Linked DNA regions of Homo sapiens: region 2 is linked to region 1. A link is a contact called in ENCODE Hi-C data. All regions are on one chromosome and are shown on one strand. Each heading gives the region's core, a stretch centred on a gene start or an enhancer-like site at or near the end of the contact. The rest is flanking DNA. Distances are from core to core; before and after follow the strand shown. Region 1 overlaps CCDC88C (coiled-coil domain containing 88C). Region 2 overlaps TCL6 (T cell leukemia/lymphoma 6).

Region 1 (3,809 bases), core at 410-2,909:
GGGTACGAGCACCACAGCACAAGGGGTACCAGCACTCCCGAGTGACCAGGCCTCCTTGTCCAGTGTCCCAGGGCAGGCATCTGGAGGGCAGGGAGAGCTCCTTGAGGAAGGGCAGCCATTCCCTCTCTCATTTATGCCACACTTCCCGGGCACCTGCTGGGTGTCTGATGGCATGCCAGTTGGGAGGTGGAGGGTATGAAGCCAAGACTGCTACCCTCAAAGCCAGGAAACAAAGACAAGGAGGACAAAGCCTGTGGGATGGGGGACAGTGAGGGGCCCAGGGTGTTTGCTATAGGGCCAGGCCCTGTCCTGGGGAGCTCACAGCCTGATCCCACCAGCAAATCCCACCAGCAAGTCTGGCACCCTAACAGAGGGATGGCAGGCACCTGAGCTGGGGGCACTGGGAGCAGAGGAGAGCGGGGAATCCAGAAAAGCTCCAAGAAGGAGGTGGCCGGAAGCTGAAATGGGAAAGAACAAGGAGCAGGTGACATCCAGGTAGATGGCAGTGGTGCGGGGGGGGGCGGGCGGGGGGGGGAGGCGTGTGTTAGTGCAGGGAGGGCTAGGAATAAAGGAAAAGGAAGACACAGAAGGTGCCCCCATCTTGTGTCTCTGGCTACAGTCCCACGATGAAGGACAACTGAGAACCAGATGTGCACAGAACCACCGTTCAGGGAGTCTGGACCCAGCCCTGTCTGCACGTTATCTAAACGGTGACAGCAGCAGCTTTGGAGTCCCCTCTGCCGGCTCCACCACCACGTTGCTGCTGGGCCTCGGCATCAAGCCCTGCCAGGTGGCCAGAAAGGCAGGTGGCCGGGCAGGCAGGCATCACTTAACCTAGCGACAATCAAGCCTGTGCCTGGCATGAAGTCAGGCCCCCGGAGGTGCTGGCTGAACCTGAGGCCTTTCCTAGCCGTCAGGTTTTGCTGGGCACTGTGCTCTCAACATGCTCCGGGGCGACACACCATCCTCCCTCCTGCTTCAACACAGGGCAGCTCTGCAGGGGGCAAACACAGGAAGCCACAGTCACCACAGTGAGCCCATAAAGGAAGACAGTCCCAGCTACCTGTGTGTGCGAGGAGTGGGGTCCATTCTAGAGATCCCCAGGAATGCACAAACCGTCCCCAGCCCCTGGGCTCAGGACCAAGGAGGAAGAACTGAGCTGGGACATCTGCTGGGGCCACCTTCTCTCTTCTCCCTCTGGCCTCAGGAGGGCCAAGAAAAACACACACGATACCAGTGCCCTATGGTGGTCTGGACTCAAGAGAGCTGGCTTGGACGCTATGCTGAGAACACTAGGGGCAGGTCTGGCCCTGGGAGCAAGTGTGCCACGGTTCATCAGTGACATCTGCCTGGGGCCAAGCAGAACTTGTGCTGGTCAAATAGCAAAGGATGAAGAGAAGGAAAAATTCTACACACATGGGAACCATGAGTCTCCAGCATGGATAAATAAGACTGTAATTACCCCTCCTTAGCCCCCACTCGCTCCTCCAAAAAAGCTTTCTGGAGGAAACAGACAGCAGAGCAGACATTTCATGCAAACTGGTCTCTTTTCATTACAGGAGTTTGCAGCAAAAGATCAGACTTCATCTAGAGAGCAAGAAACTCTCTATTCTATCACCAAGAATGTATTCTATAGCAGGAAACTGGGGGAGGGCATATCGGGACACAGTTGAAAAGCCGGGGAGGAGGAAGGTTCAGAAGTGACAAGTTTCTAATGACTAATATCTCGGCAGGAAGTGAAAATCTCAAAAGATGTTATCAACTTTGCAGCAGCTGTCCAAGTTGGGGGGTGGGCAGGGGTTGGAGGTGACCTGGCAGCCCAGCCGGTCCCCTGCCCACCCGCACCTGACAAAATCCTCTCTGTCCAGCCACACTTGCCTCCAATGCCTTCCTCAAACCCCTCCGCCGGCAATGATCACTTCCTCAGCAATCAGTGCCCCCAGGCCCCTCTCTCGTGTCCCTGCCTGAGTCCCACACAGGGAACTGAGATCCTCAGGGTCCCCAGGGCAGATGCTGGAACATGCTCACCTCTGAATCCCCCCAGGGCTCTGCACAGTGTGGCCCACAGCAGATGCCTGCCAGCTGCTGGCTAAATGGAACTGGCTGCGGGGAGGAAGGCTCTGGTGAGAACAGAGGCTTTTTGGGACCTCCAACTAAACGCACCCTCCCCCATCTACAGTGTAAAGAACACTTTATTTCGAACAGCAATAAATCAGCATGCTGCATAAACCAGGAGCTTGGCTAGACACACTGTGTCTATTACCTCTCATCCTAACTCTTGCAGGCAGTAGCAGGGTTAAGTCCACCAGGTATCTGCTAATGCAAGGTCCATTTGATCAATAGGTATTTTTCATTGCTTGGAATATTGGAGTAAATGAGAGGGCTAAAGAGGTAAATATATGTCACATGTGTGTGTTAAGAAGCAAAATAAAGGAACATAGGAGGAAGTGACAGAAAACATAGCTCTTACAGACAGGTGGTCAAAGAGGGCCCTCGATGAATCGTCAGCTGAACAAAATGCGAGTGTAGGGAGGGTGTGAGCCAGGTGGACGGGTGGAACTGGAGAATCCCAGGCAGAGGGAACAGCCAGGGGCAAGGGGTTACAGCCAGAACAGGCCGTGCAGTCCTGCTGAGCACAGAGCCTGGGGTGGCCCAACCGACCTTTGAGGCCATTCCAACAGTCTGGCAGCATCTGCAGTGGTCTCTGCAGTCAGGCTCATTCCGAAGCCTCAGGAGGCACAAGGAAGTCTCACACAAGTAACTCACTGTGATCCCAGGGGTAGTTTAAGCTTGGGTTCCAGGCACAGATGACTGGTAGTGGTTACCTAGAGTTCTGTGTTGAGAAGGATTCTGAGGCCAGATCTGGGCTCAGAGACAAAGAGGGCCAAGATCGGTCAATGGTGCCTGTCAGAGCCAGGAATGAAGATGTGGTGACACTCCCTTACGGAGCCCAATGGGACAGGCACTGTAACACGTATGTGGTATACAACATGCCGAGGGGATGTGGGCAAAACACCAGGAACTCTCTTCACTAGTTACGAAGCTACAGACTGAGTTTCCTCTGCTAAACCAGCCTTACTCTTCGAGTCTCCTTCTTGGGCTGTGGGCTCCTGAGGGTGGTGATCTGGGCGGTCTCGCTCCCCAGGGCTCTCCCAGGGCCTGGCACACAGCAGGGCTCAGCCATCATTTGCCAAATGAGCTAATGAAGGGCCACAGGCCCCAGGGTTAGCATGCGCGCGTGTCTGTGTGTGTGTGTGCGCGCGCGCATGTGGGAGAGAGAGAGACAGGCTGTGTGAACAGCCTGAATCTAAAGGACTGGGACAGAAACAATGCCCTTCAATTAGACCAACTGGACCCCTGCTGTGTGAGGCTCCGACCTGAGGACTCCAAAAAAAATCAAATCAGATGAAGCTTATTCTTCCTTTTTTCCTTTAAGTAGGGAAGCTTTTCTTCAGATGTGGGTGAGGTGGGGAAGAGGGGGGTGGGCAGCGGAATCAAAGAGCGTTTTCGGGGAAGGAGGGAAGGGCAGGCGCACAGACCCGCCCCGGCACCTGCTCACGAGGCAGACCAGCTGCTCTGGCTTCCCCGCAGGGCCGGCCGAGAGCCCACACTTCAGGCAAATAAAAGCACCCTCACCAGCTGTTCCCATGGCCAAGCCAAGCAGGATGGCAGTCTGTGCCAGCCCTGCCTCGGCAGCAAGTGGACTCTTCCAGCCCAAGCCACGAGATGAGGGGAGACTCAACCCTGTCCGTGCCCGGAGCACCTTCCCTGTGCGAGGCTCCTCAGGGCGAGTGGGGGGCAAATGTCTC
Region 2 (3,987 bases), core at 23-2,522, 4.3 Mb after region 1:
TTCTTCCAACACTCTCTCCTTCCCCCTCCTCCCCTCCCATGGTCCAACCCTGAGGGTTCCAGCAGCAGCTGGGAGGTCTCCGATGTTATCTCAGAGCTCCCAATCTGCTGACATTTGAAAATCTTCTGGCTATAACTTGCTCACTTAGCGGCTGCTGCTCTGCAGCCCTGAGCCCTCCTAAAGGAGACCCTACACAGAAGAGTACAATGTAAACAGCCGTCGCCAGAGTCCCCCCAGCCAGAGATAGCCCTTGGGTACATTTTGCAATATTTTGTTTTGTTTGCTCTCAGACCGGACTTGCCCCCCTTTTTAGCACAGCCCAATTCTACTACGTATACTCCCTCCTTGTTCTTTTTGTTTGGCATTATATCCTAAGCATTTCCCTGCATCATCCAAGCTCTGTGGGATGTCATTTTTAACACCCACACAGCGTCCTCTGGTGTGGTTGTATGACAAGTCACTTAACTATTCCACACCCAAAGCCTCCCCTTTTCCAAACTCTTCCCTGGGACCTCCTGAAGGTAACAGCAAGATCTGAGCAGCGCTGGATGGATCCTGCTCTCAGTCCCCTGTCTGGGAACAACGCTGAGCCTTAACAGGGATGTCAGCTTCCTAGGGCTGCTGTAACAAATCCCACAAACTGAGTGCCTTCAAACATTGTCTGGTAGTTCTGGAGGTCAAAGGTGCAGAACGAGTTTCACTGGGCTGAAACCAAGGTAGGGCTGTGCTCTCTCCTGAGGCTTTAGGGGAGAATCTGCTTCCTGAACTTTTCTAGCTTGGAGAGCTGCATTCCTTGGCCCTTCGTCCCCCTTGCTTCTCTTCCAAGCCAGTAGTGTAGCATCCTCAGATCTCCCTCTGCTTTCGTCTTCACGTTGCCTTTCCTTTTCTGCAGTCAGATGTCCCTCTGTCCCTCTTATAAGGACATTTGTGATGACATTTAGGGCCTATGTGGGCGATCCAGGATCATCTGTAGATCTAGAACTTAAACTTTTTTTTTTTTTTTTTTTTTTTTAGATGTGGTCTCACTCTGTCACCCAGGCTGGAGTGCAGTAGCACCATTTCGGTTCACTGCAACTTCTGCCTCCTGGGTTCAAGCGATTCTCCTGTCTCAGCCTCCCAAGTGGCTGGGATTACAGGTGTGCACCACCATCTCCAGCTAACTTTTTTGTATTTTTAGTAGAGACAGGGTTTTGCCATGTAGGCCAGGCTGGTCTCGAACTGTTGACCTCAGGTGATCTGCCTTGGCCTCCCAAAGCGTTGGGATTACAGGCGTAAGCCACCGCGTCCGGCCACATTATTCTTATTTGCAAAACAAATACTTATCTGGCATCAAACAGATACTTTGCATCCGGCAAAAACAGGTGGAGGTGACTGAAGGCGAATGTGGGAGGTCATGGTGGGTTAATGATCGCCAGCGCTGTCCGGTGAAATCAACCACCTGTGACAAAGGTGGTTTTTCACTTTTACTGAACAAGCATGCTATTCTACAGTAAACTCCTTAACAAATGTAGCTTTTCAAGGTCCTTAGGACTATTACCTTTCAATATTATTGGGAAGTTCTTTGCTCTTCTTAGCAGACTGCGAAACTCAACTTTGTGATGACAAGATACAGAATAAATGCATATTAACTGAAATTCTAGGCTCACACCTATGTGAGCTTTTCTCTCTCTAACAAGATGTCAGGGCCGGTTCAGGGAGTTCATCTCCAGCCACCTGTGCTAATCATCGCCCATCCTTTCCAAGTATCTAATGACACTCCCAACCAAGGTCTCTATAATTTCCAGCCAAAAATGAGTTACAACATATGGAACATCTAATTTTCTGTTTCCATTCTAGTTATTTTATTCTTATGAGCTTGTGGGCTCCATCTACCAACCTCTGGGCAAATGCTCATCTGACTTCCATAGACACACAGCAAGCAGACAACCACACAAAGAGGAAGAGGGAGAATATTTACCAGCCATGGAACATCTGCTCTGTGCTTATATCTCATATGCATTATCTCTAATTATCAAAAGAAGGTATTATTATTATTATTGTTCCGCATTCACAGATGACAAACTGAAGATCAGATTGGTTAAATACTTGTCCAACATTAACTTAGCATTTGGGCATCATAGTTGGAATTAAAACTTGGGTCTGCTCATCTCCAAAAACACCCTAAGCCTTACCACACTCATGGGACACAGCTGCAGCTGCAGGTTCTGAAAGGAAAACTAAAACTTCAGAACCCAGTTCACTATGCCAAAAAGGCAAAAAAAAAAAAAAAAAAAAAAAGCCAAAAGCTGAGTCATGCAAGAAGCTGACTTTCCTTTTGCTCCTAAGTAGATAGCTACAGATAAAAGGTTAAATAGCTCCACAGGTAGCTACTGTATGTTCACCTTATCTTACGTAAACTGCTGATTTATTGAGCATGAGACAAATACGTAATTGACTATCCCCTACCTACTCCGTTTCCTTTGCAACATGTGGATTCAGTCATGTGACCATACACTGCCTTTCTCCTCTCCAGCCTACTTTTCCACTTTAAATATCAAAGCCCTCAAAATCATCTTTGGAGAAAGGCACAGACTAGCGACTGTTTCTGTGATTTCGTGTCTTTTTACTTCCAGACATGTCCTTAACCTTGGCACAACAAATCTCTAAATCGATTGAGACCTGTCTCAGATACTTCTTGGTTTACAAGATGGAGGCTGAAATTAAAGAGAAAGATCCTCACTCAACTCACAGAGGAGCAGAATGGGAAGAGGACTTAGTGAGAATTCCCTGAACACAGGAGAAAACCGAAGCCCAGAGAGTGGATGGCCAAGTCCAAGGTCACACAGCCAAGTGCATCCGAGCAGCGCAGGATCCAGGTTTCCTGCCCCAGTGCTCTTTCTGCAGCCCATGCCACCTGTTTTCATGCTATCTCAGTTCACCTTCCAGCTACACACCTGCAATCAGAAACAGAAAGTCTGAGAGTGTGTGTGGAGCCAAAGAGGGGACAGCAGTGGTGAGGCCAGTTTCATGTCTTGTGATTTATTTTCTCCCTTTCTTTTTGGACTTTAATCTTAAGTGGACAGCAATTTGGAACAGTGTCAGCACCTTGTTGGATTGTGCTGTTTGGGAGAGGTGACACAGAGTATTTTAAAAGAGCAGGTTAAGAACTTTTCACAAGGAATCAATTGAGAGAAAATAAAATAGAAACAGACTGTCCCACATTTGGGCTGAGCACCAAACACATTTTTTTTTTTTTTTTTGAGACTGAGTCTTGCTCTGTCACTCAGGCTGGAATGCAGTGGCGCGATCTCGGCTCACTGCAGCCTTCACCTCCCGGGTTCAAGTGATTCTTCTGCCTCAGCCTCCCAAGTAGCTGGGATTACAGGTGCCCACCACCATGCCAGGCTAATTTTTGTATTTTTAGTAGAGACGAGGTTTCACCATGTTGGCCAGGCTGGTCTTGAACTCCTGACCAAGTGATCCACCTGCTTCGGCCTCCCAAAGTGCTGGGATTACAGGCACGAGCCACCGCACCTGGCCTCAAACAAGCTTTTTAATTGCATTCAGAAGTGCACCAACTAGGCACAGACCTCTGGCATGGAGACAGAATGGGAGGTTCTTGGTGTCTGGCCTGGTCTTGCAGAAATCAGGGAGTTGTGGGGACCAGGCAGCCACTGTGCATCAGATAGGAGTTTCAGCAGCAGGCAACAGAAAGCCTGCCAATGTAGCTGAAATAAGAAGGGCTTATTTTTATCCCTGAACAGAAGCTTCCAGCACTGGTTCATCAGATCAGGGCACTGAGCTGGCATCCCCATTTATACAGTTTTCCTTTCCTTCACCTTTGTAAGATGCCTGGCACAGCTCTGAGCATCAAATATCTGTGCCATGTGGGAGCACACGAGGGGACAAGTGGGGAATAGGGTCTCCTCTGTCCTCTGTCCCCAGGCTGGCTTCTCTCGTGGTAGAAGGACCCCCACAGCACCAGGCCTCATAACTACCCTGCTGGTA

Evidence for each region. Hi-C counts contacts between places; a loop is a spot of excess contacts on that map. Pooled maps may share reads with other maps.
Region 2: a map with no recorded cell type shows a loop between it and region 1 (9-fold over the local background). The contact joins two enhancer-like sites. A Hi-C loop is called at or near these places in 3 of 37 single-sample maps with no recorded cell type and 3 of 50 pooled maps.

What each region holds. Positions count from the first base shown.
Region 1 is chr14:91,372,017-91,375,825 of GRCh38, forward strand. All of the region lies in intron 3 of CCDC88C (coiled-coil domain containing 88C), which reads right to left. It overlaps LOC107984673 (a long non-coding RNA gene), which reads left to right. Exons shown (of 2, transcript XR_001750858.2): 2 at 620-2,235. Among named protein-coding and RNA genes, the nearest start is that of CCDC88C, 44 kb to the right of the region's middle. RefSeq lists enhancers at 1-349, 1,953-2,022, 3,485-3,809. Within about 2 kb of position 1,660, at least 12 of the 41 ENCODE cell types and tissues checked have a DNase peak (open chromatin) inside an H3K27ac peak, as active enhancers do.
Region 2 is chr14:95,660,644-95,664,630 of GRCh38, forward strand. It overlaps TCL6 (T cell leukemia/lymphoma 6), which reads left to right. Exons shown (of 8, transcript NR_028288.2): 4 at 1,837-2,021. Among named protein-coding and RNA genes, the nearest start is that of TCL6, 11 kb to the left of the region's middle. RefSeq lists an enhancer at 2,628-2,707. Within about 2 kb of position 1,273, at least 6 of the 41 ENCODE cell types and tissues checked have a DNase peak (open chromatin) inside an H3K27ac peak, as active enhancers do.